2 separate regions of the Homo sapiens genome follow, and region 2 is linked to region 1. A link is an interaction called in ENCODE POLR2A ChIA-PET data of the cell type or tissue named here. Cell type or tissue: IMR-90. All regions are shown on one strand. Each heading gives the region's core, and the rest is flanking DNA. Links, peaks and the distances in the headings are about the cores only. Region 1 overlaps FRY (FRY microtubule binding protein). Region 2 has its middle 140 kb from the start of LINC02343.

Evidence for each region. Peaks named below come from ENCODE experiments on the same cell type or tissue, not always from the same donor. Only the 100,000 strongest peaks of a DNase experiment are listed, where the experiment ranks them.
Region 2: POLR2A ChIA-PET joins it to region 1 with 10 read pairs; 1 of 35 experiments calls an interaction of 5 or more read pairs at or near these places.

The regions. Positions count from the first base shown.
Region 1 is chr13:32,252,118-32,260,461 of GRCh38, reverse strand. It overlaps FRY (FRY microtubule binding protein), which reads right to left. Exons shown (of 61, transcript NM_023037.3): 51 at 6,068-6,238. Among named protein-coding and RNA genes, the nearest start is that of ZAR1L, 59 kb to the left of the region's middle. RefSeq lists an enhancer at 5,637-6,836. In IMR-90, for the core only: no CTCF peak of the experiment used is centred there; a DNase peak (open chromatin) is centred at 4,491.
Region 2 is chr13:34,204,057-34,212,400 of GRCh38, reverse strand. No RefSeq gene overlaps it. Among named protein-coding and RNA genes, the nearest start is that of LINC02343, 140 kb to the left of the region's middle. In IMR-90, for the core only: no CTCF peak of the experiment used is centred there; a DNase peak (open chromatin) is centred at 4,840.

The DNA.
Region 1 (8,344 bases), core at 17-8,016:
TTGACTAACATAACTTTTTTTTTCTAGAAATGGATTTGGGTTTTATTTTTCTTTCTGTTAGGAATAAAGGAAGAAAAATATTACTCAGCTGACTGATATGCAAATTTTAACCTAAACAAATGATCTGACAAAATCTAGTACAGAATCTTTTCATTTACTGGTAATTTGAAACACTGCCTGATGGTTCATTGGAATAAAATAAAACAACTTTTTCTGATGAGAGCTCAGTGAACAACATAATATGAGAGATGTGAGTTACTGTTAAACTTATGAGCATTATCATTTATTAATTTCCCTCTGTTTTAAAGCAGAGGGTCGTGTCTGTCTCCTAGTGAAACAAGCTTGCCATTCTCACAGATCTGTCATATAACAGAGGCATAGCTTTTTCAAAGTCTGCTTGGGCTATTCATGGTAGAAGGCAACAGGCACAAATCCTAAGCACAATCTGGATAAGATATAGAAATCATCATTATTCATCCTCACATATGATATTTATGATTGCTCTTAGGGGTGTTTGATTATAAAAAAGAATGCAGACTCAGAATATTGTTTCTAACATCCAGTATCTGCTATGATAAATTACCACCATATGTTTTTTTCTTTTTTTTTGGTAGAAAATGGCTAACTGTTGTACTGGGATTTTAAAAATAGCCACAGCAGTGAGAAAATAAAACAATATATGAAAGAGGCAAAAGTTCTGGGAAGAAAAGGAAAATCCAATGTGTAAAGAAAGGAAGAAAATACAGAAAAATCAGAATACTAACTATGCAGAGTAAAAAGAGAAGAATGTGAAAATTATAGGGACAAATATACAAACACAAATTCAAAAAACTGACTCTCTTGTGCCAAATGACTGGAAGGGTTGGATGAACTATCTTAGGCAGCGATTCTGGAGGTCTCCCACGCTGCACTTGAGACAGAACCATGAGCTTGCAGAGGAATACAGACATCCAGGTGGGAGAAGGCTATACCAGGCACAGGTCACTGCTAGTGCTGATTTGGCGGCAGCTCTGGTGAAGACCTGAATCAATCAGGTGTGAAAATAGGGAGGCAGGGAAAGCTGTTCTTGGAGGAATAAGGTTTGGCTGTCTTGCTGGAAGGTGTAATATCTCCATTAGAAGCAAGGGTGTTGAAATGGTTCCCCTGGTGGTGGCTGAGAGGTTGAGATGATGGAACAACATTGCAGTCTGGACCCAGGTAAAGTCCATGGTGATTAAAACTCAACCAGGCTTTCTCAGCATGGCCCTAGTGGGAGACCCACCCTCCATCCTTCCTCTCCCCCAAATGTCAGATTTGTATTTTATGTTACATACAAAGTGAAAAGTCAAAGCAGTTTCCTACATGTGAGAAAATGCAGAGGATGGCTAGTCCAGATGAACACTCTGTATATGTCAGTTCAAACTTAAAAACCACTGAGGGTTTACACTGAGATGGGAAAGTATTAATGATTAAACATTCTATAAATGTTAGAAATACTATTTTTTGACACTTTTTTTCATATTGGAACTCTGTCAAACAAGAATTATTGTTGAAGAAATTTGGGTGCATTGTGGTCAAAATATACTCCCCCAAATGTTCTACTTAGAGTAAGTCTGATATACGTAGATAGAGACTGATCATAGGTCACTTTGCCCAGGATGATCCCGGTTTTAATGCCTGTGGTTTGGGTATAAATATTATTAGTACCCCCTTTTACTTTTAAAAGGGCCCTGGTTTGGATGAAAAGTTATCTAGTCACTACACAAAGATAGAGATAGCCTTTAATTCCTGGGGGAAAAAAAGATTCAACTGAAAGTATGTATGGTATATAGTTAGATGCAAATTGTTAATTTCACTTTTTTTTTTTTTTGAGACAGAGTCTTGCTCTGTTACCCAGGCTGGAGTGCAGTGGCATGATCTTGGCTCACTGCAACCTCTGCCTCTTGGGTTCAAGGGATTCTCCTGCCTCAGCCTCCCAGGTAGCTGGGATTACAGGCGTGCACCTCCAGGCATGGCTAATTTTTATATTTTTAGTAGAGACAGGGTTTCGCCATGTTGGCTAGGCTGGTCTTGAACTCCTGGCCTCAAGTGATCTGGCACCTCAGCCTCCCAAAATGCTGGGATTACAGGTGGGAGCCATGGTACCCGGTGATTTCAGTTTTAATACAAGAATTTAACAATAAAACCCATCCAGTTGTGCAACCACTTGATGAGAAATGATAGGATTGCCATAGATCAGATTTGAAAACTCCACTTCTCTGAGATATAATCATGCAACTTTCAGAACTAGGCATATAAAGGTTTTAAAAATGTATTTACATTTTAGAAAACATTTCCATACTAGAGCAGCCAAGAAAAATACCTCTTATATCACACACCTAAATGGAAATATGCACGCAAATAAGCATATATATTCTGGAAGGGAGGAAAAAAGCAATTATGTTGTTATAAATCTGCAAAGATGCAAAACATCTACTAGCATATTTGAATTAAAAACAGCATCATCTTACCTGAAGTTCCTGGGTAGCAGATTGAATGAGCAGAAAAACAAACAAAAGGTCTATTTACAATGATTATATTAAAGATACTCAAGAACATTTCTCTTAGTGTTAACACAACATTAACCAACAGTGCTAACAATATACACTTCAGTAGGTGCACCTTAAAAGAAAAGGTAAATATACACTAACTCCAAAGAGAAAAATCAACATTAAACATCAGAAATTCCAAATCCTTTGGCTGTGGATGATAGAGCTGGGATAACAAATCATTATTACAATTTCTGAAATAGCTTTCTACCTCTGTGACAACTTTGGTCTCCTCAACACTTTTTTGGAATGCCTAAATATGTATTCGTGAGAAAACTGTTAAATGTTATGGAAACATGAATGAGGGTCATCAACTGGAAATAAAGGTGGCATCACCTGAGCCTGTTCACAAAGCTAAAAGTGTTTGTGATCATGATGCTTACTGTTCATATGCAATTAATAGCAAAGACACAACACCTTTTAAAGATTCTAAAAAGTTCAAGGGCAAACTCTTGCAGATATCACTCAGTAAATTCTGAGACCAATGAAAAGGAATAGATATGACAAAATGACTTGTCTTTCTTTTTTTGACAACTGTGCTTTGATCTAAACGCCAAGTATGCCTAACTTTATCAGATGAAGATATACTAAAATTATTCACCAATGACAGTACAAGGAGACTCACATTTACAATGCCAACTATATGCCTGACACTTTGCTAGACACTATACATTGGTTATTTTATTTAATCCTCATGTCAGCTCTACAGGCAGGTAGAGGTTGAGTATGCCTTATTCAAAATGCTTGGGACCAGAAGTGTTTTGGATTTCAGATTTTTAAAAATTTTTGAAATATTTGCATATACATAATGAGATATCTTGGGGATGGGACCTAAGTCTAAACATGAAATTTGTTTATGTTTCACATACACCTTAAATACACAGCCTGAAGATAATTTTATACAATTTTAAAATAATTTTGTGCATGAAACAAAGTTTTGACTGCATTTTGACTATGACCTGTAACATGAGGTCAGATGTGGAATCTTTCAGTTGTGATGTCATGTTAGTGTTCAAAAAGTTTAGGATTTTGGAGCATTTCAGATTTTGAATTTTCAGATGAGGAATGCTCAACCTGTATTCTTATACCCACTTAATAGACAAAGAAGTGGAAAGCAAGAGGAATTGCATCCATGCTTAAGGTCATATAGCTAAGGTCAGTGGCAGAGATGAAATTCAAACCTGGAGCTGTTGGACTCTGAAGTTCAGGCATCTTCACTCTTCTACTCCAAGAATGCTAGAATCCCTTATTGTGATTTTATTGGGAAGTAGCAAAACATTCTCAAATGCCTTATTTTATTTGGATAAAATGTACACTCTCAGCCCCGTGAGTTTCTTCTTCTAAATTTTTTTTTTTTTTTGGACACAGGGTCTCACTCTGTCATCCAGTCTGAGTGCAGTGGTGCAATCACGGCTCACTGCAGCCTTGACCTCCTGGGCTTAAGCGATATTCCCACCTCAGCCTCCCGAGTAGCTGGGACCACAGGCATGTGCTATCACACCTGGCTAATTTTAAATTTTGTAGAGACAGGGTCTTGCTCTGTTGCCCAGGCTGGTCTTAAACCCCTGGACACAAGTGATCCTCTAGGATGCCTCAGCCTCCAAGAGTGCTGGGATTACAGGTGTGAGCCACTGTGCCCAGCCAGTTTCTTATAAAATCTTAACAATGAAAGATAAAATAATCACTGTGATTTTTTAGTTATTGCTGGCTAGGACAATAAAGAGAAGACCAGAAAAAAAGGTGTAGTATTCCTTATTTCTTGTCCCTGAAAAACATTAGTATAATATTTATTTTTAAGTAACGGGCATCCCAGATTTTTCCTTCCTTTATTTTGATAGAAACTAAATTTGTGAGCTGTTCTGAAATTGTGTCGGATTACTTCGCTTTACATCATTCCTGCTAGGTCGTTTCACATAACATTTTTCTCTGGCCGAGACAGGAAATGATGCCTCTCTTGCTTCATCCGTTTTTTCCCTCCCTTGTATAACTTCCAGAGGGAAACAGGTGTCCAAGCTTGAATTTTAACTGAAGAGCAAACATTAGGTCAGTTGTCAGATCAGGGAGCTGGTCTTTTGACACTAGCTGAACTCTGAGCTCTGTCTCAGAGACATTTTTGAAAGTATTCAAAACAGTTGTATTTTGCTTTAGACTTAAAACAATCTTCACTGCATTCAGTGAATGCTTTCTCTATCATTTATTATGGATCACAGAAACCTGCAATACTTTTTATTGGTTCTTAAGCAATTCAAGGTGAAAATTAAGCTGGCAGTTATTTTAAGGATACATGATAGCAGTGCCTTTATACTGCTTACGGACCGGATCTGCTCAACTTGTTTTCCAGGGAAAGAATTGGTGAAGAACACCTTCTTTATTCCGAGGACATGATTCTCTCCTGCTGGGGCAGACATCCAGGGTCATCAGTGGGCCAGGAAGGACAAAAGCAAAGGGCTCTTTGGCTTCAATTAGACATAGGCGGGTTGGTCAATAATAAAATCCTTTTAGGGAAGGTAAGCAGCTACTTGAAGCATCATTTCCCACAAGCCTGTAGTTAAGTAAGGAGGTGCCTACCTACTGCAGGAAATCCTAAACTTGGGATCTAGGCCTGCCTCTTCAATTGTAGGACTAGCAGAGAGTCGTTTGGGAAATCTGGTGCAGTTAAACATGAGCTTGACAACACCATGAGCCCGGTTCCGAACGAGGCACCTTTGCATCATCCAGTCTCACTTAAGTGAACTGAGTTTTGATCCCATGAGGCAAAAGACGGCCTCTCAGGTGGAACATGCCTCTAAGCTACTGAAATGAAGGTGACTGACAGGTGATGCTCCTCCTCTCAATACCTGTTTTTGCAAACATGATTCATAGCTGAAAGTATCTTATTACCATGATTATCATCCAAAATAAATGAATCTGCATTTGCCCACTGAGACTTGAATTTGGCTGCTCCAGTGTCTAGAACACCAGCCACCGAGCTAAGCAGAGCAAAGAGCTCTCTTGTGTGCATTGCATTTTGTTTCCAGTTCTAACGATTTCATCAAGCACAAAAATGTTTGATCCCTCAGGCTCTGGTCTCATGTTGTAGCAGGCAAGCTTTGAAGGAATTGAATTAGAGAAACTTCACATTAGAAATGATTAAATGCTTAGCATATTTTACCCAGGTACCAGTGAACAGGCTAAGAACTGAAATGTTTTTTGTGATTTTTTTTTTAAGTCCAGCTTGGGACTACACACACACATACAGTCTTTGTGTGGTCATTAAAACTCAGGTCTTTGCCGTTTAGAAATAACTTGGCAGCTTTTGCCGTGGGCTCAGACAGGAAGGGTGTGGTAACTTTTGCCAAAGTTTAGCTGCTGTACTTTGAATAAGTTGATTCAAAATAAAGTTTACAACTTTCCAATTAAAGATCTTGTTACAAAAACTCATTATTTAGCAGGTAAAAAGAATAGTTTCATTAGTCAAGGAAAAGGGTGCGGGGATTATTTTTACAGAGAATACACCGTACCTCTCCATCCTCCAGCTCCACATCTAGGAAGTCGAAGTCTCTGAAGACTCTAAACTGCTGCTCGCTGTTTGTGTCATCCATGTTCTCCTGCTCTCGGGCACCGTCCTCAGAAGATACCAAGCTTGTCTGGTGCTCAAGCAGATCCAGATCCCCACACGATGAAAAAATCACCTGCGAATCAAGAGTCCTCTCCTGAGAAACCGTTCTCCCTTTGGTTGTTTGTGCTACGAAAAATTGTAATTGGCTCTTCATAGCACCGTATTTCCAGTACACACCTAATTCCTTCAGTGGGTATTTTTAGAATGTTCTTTTATTATTTATGTTGGACAGGTGCCTTCAGATTAAACTCGTGGCAAAGACGCAAGTTCATGCACCAGGAAAATGTTCAAGAATCACGTCGCTGCTTTTTAATGGATGAAGACTGTATACTACCTGTGTGTGTGTGTGTATGTGTGTGTGTGTGTAAACTGGAGCAGCCAGGAAAATGTTCCACTGTTTCTGAACTGATTAGAGTTAGAAATTATACATGTTTACACACATATATCAAATACACATAAATAATATTTTAAGGACTGATACCAAGATATATTATTGTAGAATGAATGTGGGAACAAAGGATTTAACTCTTTTAGAGATAAACAAGCAATTGATAAGAAATAAAAAAACAGAAGCCAAAAATTACAATACTTGTCCATAGAAGAGTAGGTGAGTAACCAGGCCCATAACTTATACTTAAATTCCTCTCCTGTAGGTTTAAACAAAATAAAACATTTTTTTACTATTAAAATCTTTAGTATGTTAATGTTTTAAGATTAACTTCTATGTTTAGGTTCTTTTCACTGACCCATTTTGGTAGAACTTGGTATATAATAAACTGTAAATGAGAGTAAATGTTTTGCTATCCAGCCTCTACTGAACATAGATAGATATTAAAGAAAATTAATAGTATTCTTTGTATAACCATTATAATGTCTTAGTTGTCCTTGAAAAGTAGGCAAAATCATTTATAAGAATTTAAATACGATAAACATCTCTCAAAAGTAGAAAGAATGAATGGATTTCAAGTGTACTTTTTTCCTCTAGTGTTTAAGAATAGTATATGATGCATATGATAGCCTCTCATTATAGCACCTGACACACAGTTTTACATAGGGATTGCAAATGGGTACATGAGATAAAGAGCCCTGAGGGCTAGTCAACTAGTCAGTGAGAGACGAGACATGAGATTTCTGATTTCCTCAGCTGAAGGCTGTCTTTCCTAGTTAGTGCTGCTTCTCTTATTTGTAATGTACTCCAGGTAAATATTTTAGCTGAAAAGGCCTTAGCACAGGGCAGACAGGATGAGTCTGAAGGAGAAAGTGCCAACCACAATGACGATAAGAAGTAGGCCTTGTTGGCAGTGCTGCAATGCAGAGGAAAAACATACTTGTGTCTCTTCACTGTGGGCTAGGAGTCTCTATCTGCCTCTGCCACTGTCCCCTCTGTCCTAAATATTGTCACAGGAGCCGCAGAAAACCCACTGATCAATAACACCAAAAAAGTGACTTAAATGGAGGCCCAGCTTAGCTGATGGCTGGCTGGGGTGCTTTCCCAGACGATAAGAAATATCACTTTGTACTTTAGCAAGTATTTATGAGCCTCTAATATTTCACCTGCTCATGAACTATGTGTTAGTAGATCCATTTTGAAATTTAAAAATAGCTCCACCGAGAAATGTGTTTGCTAATTCTTACTTCAGTTGAGAAATTAGTTTGTTATTTCTTTTTCATAAATAATAAATATTCTGTGATACAGGTGAAACAAAAATACCTGGTGAAACTAGCAGACACTTCTATTGTTTTTGTTATACTCCCATACCTAATTCAATTTTTTCTAAATTTTATAAAAGCTTCCAAAGTTTACTTATAATTATTCAATCGTCCATTCATTCAAAAGCTTGATGGTATGATTTTTGTTTTATTCTTAGTTTTTTATTGTAACATCAGTGGAAGTTTATATGCAAAGAAACATTATTTTCATCTTTATTGTATGTGGGTAAGATAAGGACATGAGAGTAAGAAGCGTGTGTACAGAGAGTAAAATTATATCCAAGAGATATGAGCATATATGTCATACATGGTGGTCAGTGGAGATTATCATTTACGTTGTAAGACATTCTGGGCATATTTATAAAAAAAAAATCCAATAAATTAAAAAAATGAAAAGAAACAGTATTCACAGACAAACGAGCAAACAGCCAGCAAGATCTTTCATTGTTTCTGAACTCAGTGTGATTAA
Region 2 (8,344 bases), core at 149-8,148, 2.0 Mb before region 1:
GCGGTCTCTAAATTCTCTACTATGTCTTTCAAGTGTGTTTATCTGAGGCTTGTTCTCTGACCATACTTGTGCTAGATGTTCCCATTCACTTGTGACTAAGGGAAGATGGGAGGGAAACAGGAAAGGAGGAGGCAAAAATCTCTCAAATTTATGATACATTTTCATTGCCCCTACTGCTTTAGTTATCTATAGCTACAGTACAATTTGCTGCACAAGTTAATGGTGCAAATGATAATTCATGATTATCCCCATGGTTCTGTGGAAAACCTGGGCTCAGCTGAGCAGTTCTTGCTTGGTGTTCTTTATGCCATGTCTGTCTGATGGTGACTGGGGCAGAGTCAGCTGAAGGCTTGACTGGGCTGGATGTCCAAGGTCACTGGACTCATTTACATGGCTGGAAGTTGATGCTGACCCTTGGAGCAATTTCACCTGTTCACAAGAGCACCTACATGTGGCCTCTCCATGCGGCCTGGGATTACTTGGAGAAAGATTGCTTCAGCTTAATCAGTGGTTCCAGAAAGCAAGGTGGAAGCTTCTGATCCTCTTAAGTGCTAGACTGAAATAGCATAAGCCTCACTTCCTCCATACTTTATTAATCAAGCATTTCAAAGGTTAGACCAGATTCAGATAGAGGAATATTGGGCTCTTCCGCTCAGTGGGAGAACTAGAAAATAATCTGCAGCCATCTTTAAGCCACCATATCTACCAGAGTCTGCCAATCTAAGACATCCTCAGAGCCTAGGTCACGGGAAGCATCAAGTCTTACCCAACAGCCTTAGGAGTTTATCAATGGACACAAAGAAGAAAATTGCCTCTGAGGACTAAGAAAGTCTGTGGTAGTGCACATGGCTGTACTTGGCCTTAACATTTAAAACACATTTTGTTAGAGACCATTCCCTTTTTAGTGTAACTCACAAAATGTGCAAATAAAGAAAATGCATATTTTGAAGAAGACTTTTTTTCTTATTTTCAAAAAAGCAAAATCAGGAAAAATTTTGCAGTAAGCACACATCTTGCTTTCTGATTGGCTTTAAGTTGCCCTAGGCACATAGTGGACCACCAAGGTTTGCATCCCCAGATTCTATACGTATTCAGTTGCTTACTACAAATTAGTGTATTTTCAACTTGAGAATACCTGGCATTCTAACAGGGCACAAATTTCTTTTTCACATATAAAAAATACTCTTCTGTAATGCATCAGTCTCTTGGATAAATCATGGCTATTAGGCCTATTTCAATTCTCTTTATAAAAACTCAGTATTTAATGTCCTGGGACATTTTAACGCTGTATGTCAAGCTAATATGCAAAATACAAACCCATTATTACCTATTTACTTGGGTTATTATTCTGGCTAAGGTGTAATTTTCCACCAGGCATTTGTTTAGAAATTTGGCAGCACAAAGAGAATATTTCCATACTTAAAAAGCATCCAGAATTTAGAATGACATCCAGCGATATTAAGCAAGTGCAGATAATGCTCTCAAACTTCATCAAATATTCATGGTTAATTATACTCATAATATTTATGTTGCTGTGAAAATTAAGGTTGTGAGCCTCTTGTACACAGGCTAAAAATACAAGCTTACAGGCTGTGCTGTTGCTTACCCCTTTCATTACCGGAATTTCTCGTTGTCATTAAATACAAAGAATGGCAAGCATGGTGTTCTTTGGCTCTCTAAATCACACTGCAGATCTGCTCACTCCCTAGATAGACCTGAAAAAAACATGATGAAAGAACCACTTATGTGATACTGCAATACTTGTGTGATTGGAGGCCCAGTGACTACCTTTTCTGGAAAAAAAAAAAATCAGGACACATAGACTGACAAGTCTGAGAATACTTTGGGCAGCCCAAGATAGATTATTTGAAATTCAAAGATTCTTGGAAAAACATGAGACATATGGTCATTACATCTGAAGGGAAATAGGATCACATGGTACAGAAGAAGGAAGGTCTTGAATCATCTCCTCTCATCTATTTTCTACTCAACCGTAGTTGAGAATAAAAATGTAGTTGTAAATTTTAAAGACAGTTATGGGAAAAATCTTTCCAATATATCTCTGTTGTTAGTGTCTGTCTCTAAAGACTATCACTCAGAAGTAAAGTTCAAACTTCCCAGATAAACTTTCACCACTTCTTGCCTCCCCTCCTGCTGCTTGCTCTGGATGTTTGACTTGCTGGGTCACAGCATTTCTCAGTCGATCACATCTCTGGGCCTTTCTTATTCTATTACTTCTTTTTTCAGTATGGTCTCTCAGGAGAAGTTCATCTCCTCTTTACTGATAAACATCAATATCACCTTCTCTGCAGTTCTTGTACCTTCTAGAATCTACAAGGTGAGCCAGATGCATGTTCCCCAAAGTTCCTATCCCTGTACATAGCTTCCCTAACATACTTGTCTCACTTACACCCAATTATAGGCTTATATGTATGCCTCCCTTATCGAGTCATAAAAGACTCATCAAAATTGCAGATATGCAAATTTTAGATGACTAGTGAATGTATTGGATGAGGAAATTAAGTTTCAAAAAAAAAATCAAAGTATTGAAATGATGGACCAGGATACATATGATGAACTTTATTGGAGTAAATGAAACATTCTTCATTCAATTTCAGAATACAACTGTATAGTTTTAGTATAGACCTAGCTGAATAGCAGAAGGAGGGAAATAAATTGTTCTTGTTCGTTGTTAAGAATGAAATAAACCTATAGTAGCAATGAGGCACCTTAAAAAATACACCCAATCCTCAATTACCCTAATACATTTACATAAACAGAGAGAGAGAGAGACAGGCTGTGTTCATACTTTGTTGGGCTCATCAGGAATATAATATATCGTCTAATCTAGAAGCCTTTTTTTTTTTTTTTTTGAGACAGAGTCTCACTCTGTTGCCCAGGCTGGAGTGCAATGGCACAGTCTTGGCTCATTGCAACCTCCACCTTCTGGGTCCAAGCAAGTCTCCTGTCTCAGCCTCCCAAGTAGCTGAGATTACAGACACCCACCACCACGCCTGGCTAATTTTTGTATTTTTAGTAGAGGCTGAGTTTCACCATATTGGCCAGGCTAGTCATGAACTCCTGACCTCAGGTTGTCTAACTAGAAGCCTTTCTTTTAAGATAGTCACAGCAAAGTTCTGCTCATTGAGACACACTACTAGTTGCCTATCAATATCAATATTTATTCTCCTCTTCTCATGTACGGTATTTTCAAGAAGATAATGTGCCCAGCTAAAATATGATGTTTCCCAATATCCCTTGCAACTCCGTGACACAATTATGTTCAATCAAATGTTCATGAAACTGTGATTCTTCTGAGAAAGCCCTTTCAAGAGAGCATATTTCACAGGAACATACATTCTTTTTGTTCTTTCTCTTCTGGGATGGGATAGAAATGCTGTTCTCAAGGCAGATTGGCCATGTAGAAGCCATGTGACAGCAATGAAAGGAGAAAAGCCCCATAGTAAGAATAATGAGAGGAGCCTGGGTCTTTGATGGCACCACCAGGGCAGCCTACCTCTGGATTTGTTTACGCAGAAAAATAAGCAGCCATCTTGTTTAAGTCATCGTTGTTATGCTTTCTGATACTGGCAGCCTAAAACAACACTGACCAACACAGATGGTGACTGGGTATGGAAGGCTTAAAAAGGCTGTCAATGAAAAATTGACAAGAAGAGTTCATTTAGTCTGCGGAGGAGGGGACTAAATGGAAACCCACTCACCAGCATTAACTATCTGAAACACTATTACATAAGAGAGACAGACTTTATCTCATGACTCCAGAGGGCAGAATGGGGCCTTGTGGTAGAAGTTAAGGGAAGAAGATTGGACTCATCAAAGAAAGACTTGTCAGAGAGACAAGTCTACCTAAAAATAGAAACAGTTAAAGCATCACCACACAAGAAGTGGGGATTACACTGTTGGACTGAAATTTAAACCAGATGGGGACACTCAGCAGACCTACATTTCTATTTGCATTTCAGAACTTATCTATAAATTGGCAAACATTTCTGGAGCACCTATTTTATTCCACATCTTCTGCAAATTTCAAAAAAAATAAGGATTTAAAAATTGTGTCCTTATTGACCTTACTGTTTAGTAGCTGAGACATACGTATAAACAGAACACTTCGATAAAAACATTAAATGCTAAGATACAGATATTCACAAAGTGGAGAAGGGAATAAGTTTCCTTAAACTTGAGGTTTTCAGACGGGGGAAAGTAGTCTGAGGAAAAAACAAAGGCAAACAAATGGAATACACAGAGGCATCCTCTAGCAAAACAGAATGTTATGTGTGAGGAAATCAGTGGCGTAGAAATATTGAGACATAAGTGCAGAGAGTTGTAGCAGGAGAAGCAGCCACAGAAGGAGGTACAGCAGGATTATAGGGGGCTTTGCGTGCAGGCTGATGAAGCTAGACTTTATCCTATAAACAGTAGTTCCCTGACTTGCAAATTTCAAAGCAATACTTTTTAAAATGTGAAATGGACAGAGATTATTAATTTTGCCTTTTTGCAAGTCAGACTATTAAGAAAGCATGAGCCATAGTGTGCTTTAAATATAATTTCCTAATAGAGTATGTTTGCACCAAAAGAATAGAAAGAATATACTCTTTAGAACAAAACAGTGTTTTAGAAGAAATAATTTTAAGTTTGTGTCAAGCTCATTTGTTCTATCTCAATTTTCTTCATATTGCCTAGAAAAACTCGCCAGGGAGTTTTTACCAAAACTTTGGAGGTATAAAACATAGCAAATATTTATTATCTCTCGTGGTATGTGGGACAGGAATTTGGTGACTCAGCTCGGCAGTTCTGGCTTCTGTCTCTCATGAGGAGGTTGCAGCCAAGTGGTGACTGGGGCTAGGGTCACCTCAAGGGCATTTTCACTTACATCTCCTACCAAGAATGAATAATGGCCGCCAAAGATACCCAGATCCTCATCCCTGGAATCTGTGAATTTAACTTACAAGACAAAAGAGACTTTGCAGGTATGATTAAATCAAAACTCTTAAAATGAGGGATTATCCTGGATTATCTAATTGGGTCCTAAATGCAATCACAACTATAAAAGGGAGGCAGAAGGAGATTTGACATTGAAGAAGGAGGTAATGTGGCCCCTGGAGCAGGATGCCATGCTGCTGGCTTTTAAGGTGGAGTAAGGCACCACATGCCAGGGATTGCAGTTTTAGAAGCTGGAAAATGTGGCCAGGCATGATGGCTCATGCCTGTAATGCCAGCACTTTGGGAGGCCAAGGTGGGCAAATCATTTGGGGCCAGGAGTGTGAGACCAGCCTGGGCAACATGGCAAAACCCCATCTCTACTAAAAATACAAAAATTAGCTGGGTGAGAGTGGCACACACCTGTAATCCCAGTTACTTGGGAGGCTGAAGCACAAGAATCACTTGAACCCAGGAAGCAGAAGCAGCAGTGAGCCGAGATCACGCCACTGCACCACTCCAGCTTGGGTGACAGAGTGAGACTGTCTCAAAAAAAAAAAAAAAAAAAAAAAAAGAAGCTGGAAAAGGCAAGGGAGCCTCCAGAGGGAGCAGGGCCCTGCTGACACATTGACTGAGGCCCAGTAAAACTAATTTCAGACTTCTCTCTCCAGAACTATATGAGCATATGTGTGTATTGTTTGAAACCACAAATTTTTTGGTAATTTGTGACAGCAGCTATAAGAGAGCAATACAAATGAGAGGAATTAGACAGCTGGGGCTGGAATTGCGAGTGGGGCTCTTTAGACATCTCCCCCATTTCTGTGTGGTCTCTCCACATGGTCTCTCCAGCAGGATGGCCTCCTGATAGCCAGGATTCTTACGTGGTGGCTCGAGTATGCAAAGGCACTTGTCACCTAGGAACCAGGCAGAAGTTATTTTGATTTTTAAAAAGCTTGCTGTAAAAGTCACAGAGCATCACTTCCAGCACATTCTGTTCATTAGAAACAAGATGGTAAGTCTGGCCCACATTCGAAGGGAGGGGAATCAGACTTCACCTTTTTAAGTGAGGAGTGTTGAAGAATCTGCTGAGATATTTTAAAACTGCAATTATTAATACAGGCAGTTATTTAATTCTAGAAGCTTCAGTGCATGACCTTTTATATTTAAGTGTATGATCCAACTCAAATCATCTTTTATGAATAGTGTGAGGTAGGGATCAGAGTTTATTTATTTTCTATATGAATATCTAATTGACTCAGTGTTATTTATTGATAAGAAATCCTTTTTTCTTTTTACAGCTCTATTTTGGTTAAAAAAAAAAGGGGGATGACTTTATATGTATGGGTCTGTTTTTGGACTCTTTATTCTCTTTTATTGCTCTATTTGCCTATCCTCAACCAATACCAATTACATTAGGGTTATAGTAAGTTTTAATATCTGATTGTTTTAAGTTTTTATCTTTGACTTCTTCAATATTGCCTTGGCCAGTCTAGATCCTTTGAATGGAACTGACATTTTAGCAATATTGTCTTACAATTCATGATACGTCTCTATGTTAATTTATATTTCTTTTTATTTCTTTCAGTATGGTTTTGTGGATTTTTTTTTGCATTTTTTCACTGGAATTATTGATACAGGAGCTAGATATAAATTATTTAGACAGATAGTGATGGTAAGAGAGTCTTCAGTAAGATTTCCTTTTAATAAAAAGCAGCCCCCCAAATCATTTCTTTTCAAACAAAAAGCAGCCTGAAAAATCAAGCTGTGTGCACAGATAAGCAAGCTAAAAGCTTGCATAGGTAAATGCCAGCAGCTGTGCCAATAGAAAAGGGATACCTGGAAGCCAGGCATGTTCAACATGGAAGCTTCATCTTCCTTTCTCTTTGTCAACCATGTGTGCAGTACAGGAACAAGCAACTTGGCACCGGCCAGGTAGACACCTCATCTGCATAATAAAAGACTAAGATGGGATGGCCAGCTTCTTCGTGTGCTATGCAAACAGCACACTTGGTCCACCCAATCTCTCATGCCCTATGTAAATCAGACACCGCCTCCTCAGCTGGTCTATAAAACCCTGTGCATTTTACCATGGAACAGAAGACACCCCTCAGGAGCCCCTCTCTCTCTTTAGGAGGGAGTGAGATTTTCTCTTTTCTCTTGCCTATTAAACCACTGCTCTTAAACTCACTTCTTGTGTGTCTGTGTCCTTGATTTCCTTAGCATGAGATGACGAATCTCTGGTATTTACCCCAGACAATGATGTTGCTTCATTATCTCCAAATATTTCATCTTTTAAACACTATTGTGAATAATTTCCTAAATTCTATTTTTGATTATTTATTGATAGTAAACAGAAATACAATTTATTTTCATTGTATTAAGAAAATACACTTATTTATTCTAATGGCTCCTATATTGTTTTAGATTTTTAATATACACAATCATGCCATTTACCAAGAAAGATAGTTTTACTTTATATATCCCAGTCTTCATACCTTTATTTCATTTTCTTTTCCTGCCTTATTGCACCAACTAAGATTTCAGTCACAATGCTGAATAGAAGATGTGATAGAAGGCACCTTTTCCTTGGTTCTAACCACAAGAAAAAAAGTGTTCAATACTTCACCACACAGATGATGTTAAATTAAATATTTTCTTGACAAACTTTACCAGATTGAGGAATTTCTATTCTTACTTTACTGATTTTTAAGAACCTAGAATGAATATTACATTTTATTTAAAAATTCTGTGTCTATTGAAAGAAATTGTATTTTCCTTCTCTTTTGTTAATATGGTAATTTTCACTGATTGGTTTTTAAATATCAATTAATCCTGTATTCCTGGGGAAAAAAAAAGCTCATTTAATCATGTTATATATAACATATTTCATATGTAACAGGATTCAGCAATATTTACTCATACTTTGTTTAGGATTTTTGTGTTTATGGGGAATATCGACCTGTGGAAAGTGTTACATTCCTCTGTTCTCTGAGTAATAATTGTATATTATTGCTATTACTACTTTATTTTTTAAATTAAGGATTCTAGTCTTTTAACAGAAATTGGACTATTCATTATTTCTGTTTCTCTATACTTTTCAGTTAATTAGTCTATTCAATTTGAGCTATTAAATTTATTGATGTAAAATTTTTCATAATATTTTTTTTAAGATCTGTAAAATTATCATTAATGTTTTATTTTATATTTCTAATAATGTTTTTTGCTTTCTATTTTTTCTAAATTAGTCTTGCTAGAAATAGATCTACTTTGAAAGTAAAAGCTTCTGATCTTGCCTATTTTTATTAACAATTTTGTGTTAGGTTTCTGTTTTATCATTTTCTACACTTATTTTTCTAAGTTCCTATTACACTTTCTTTGGGTTTCATCTGATTTTTTTTTACAGAAT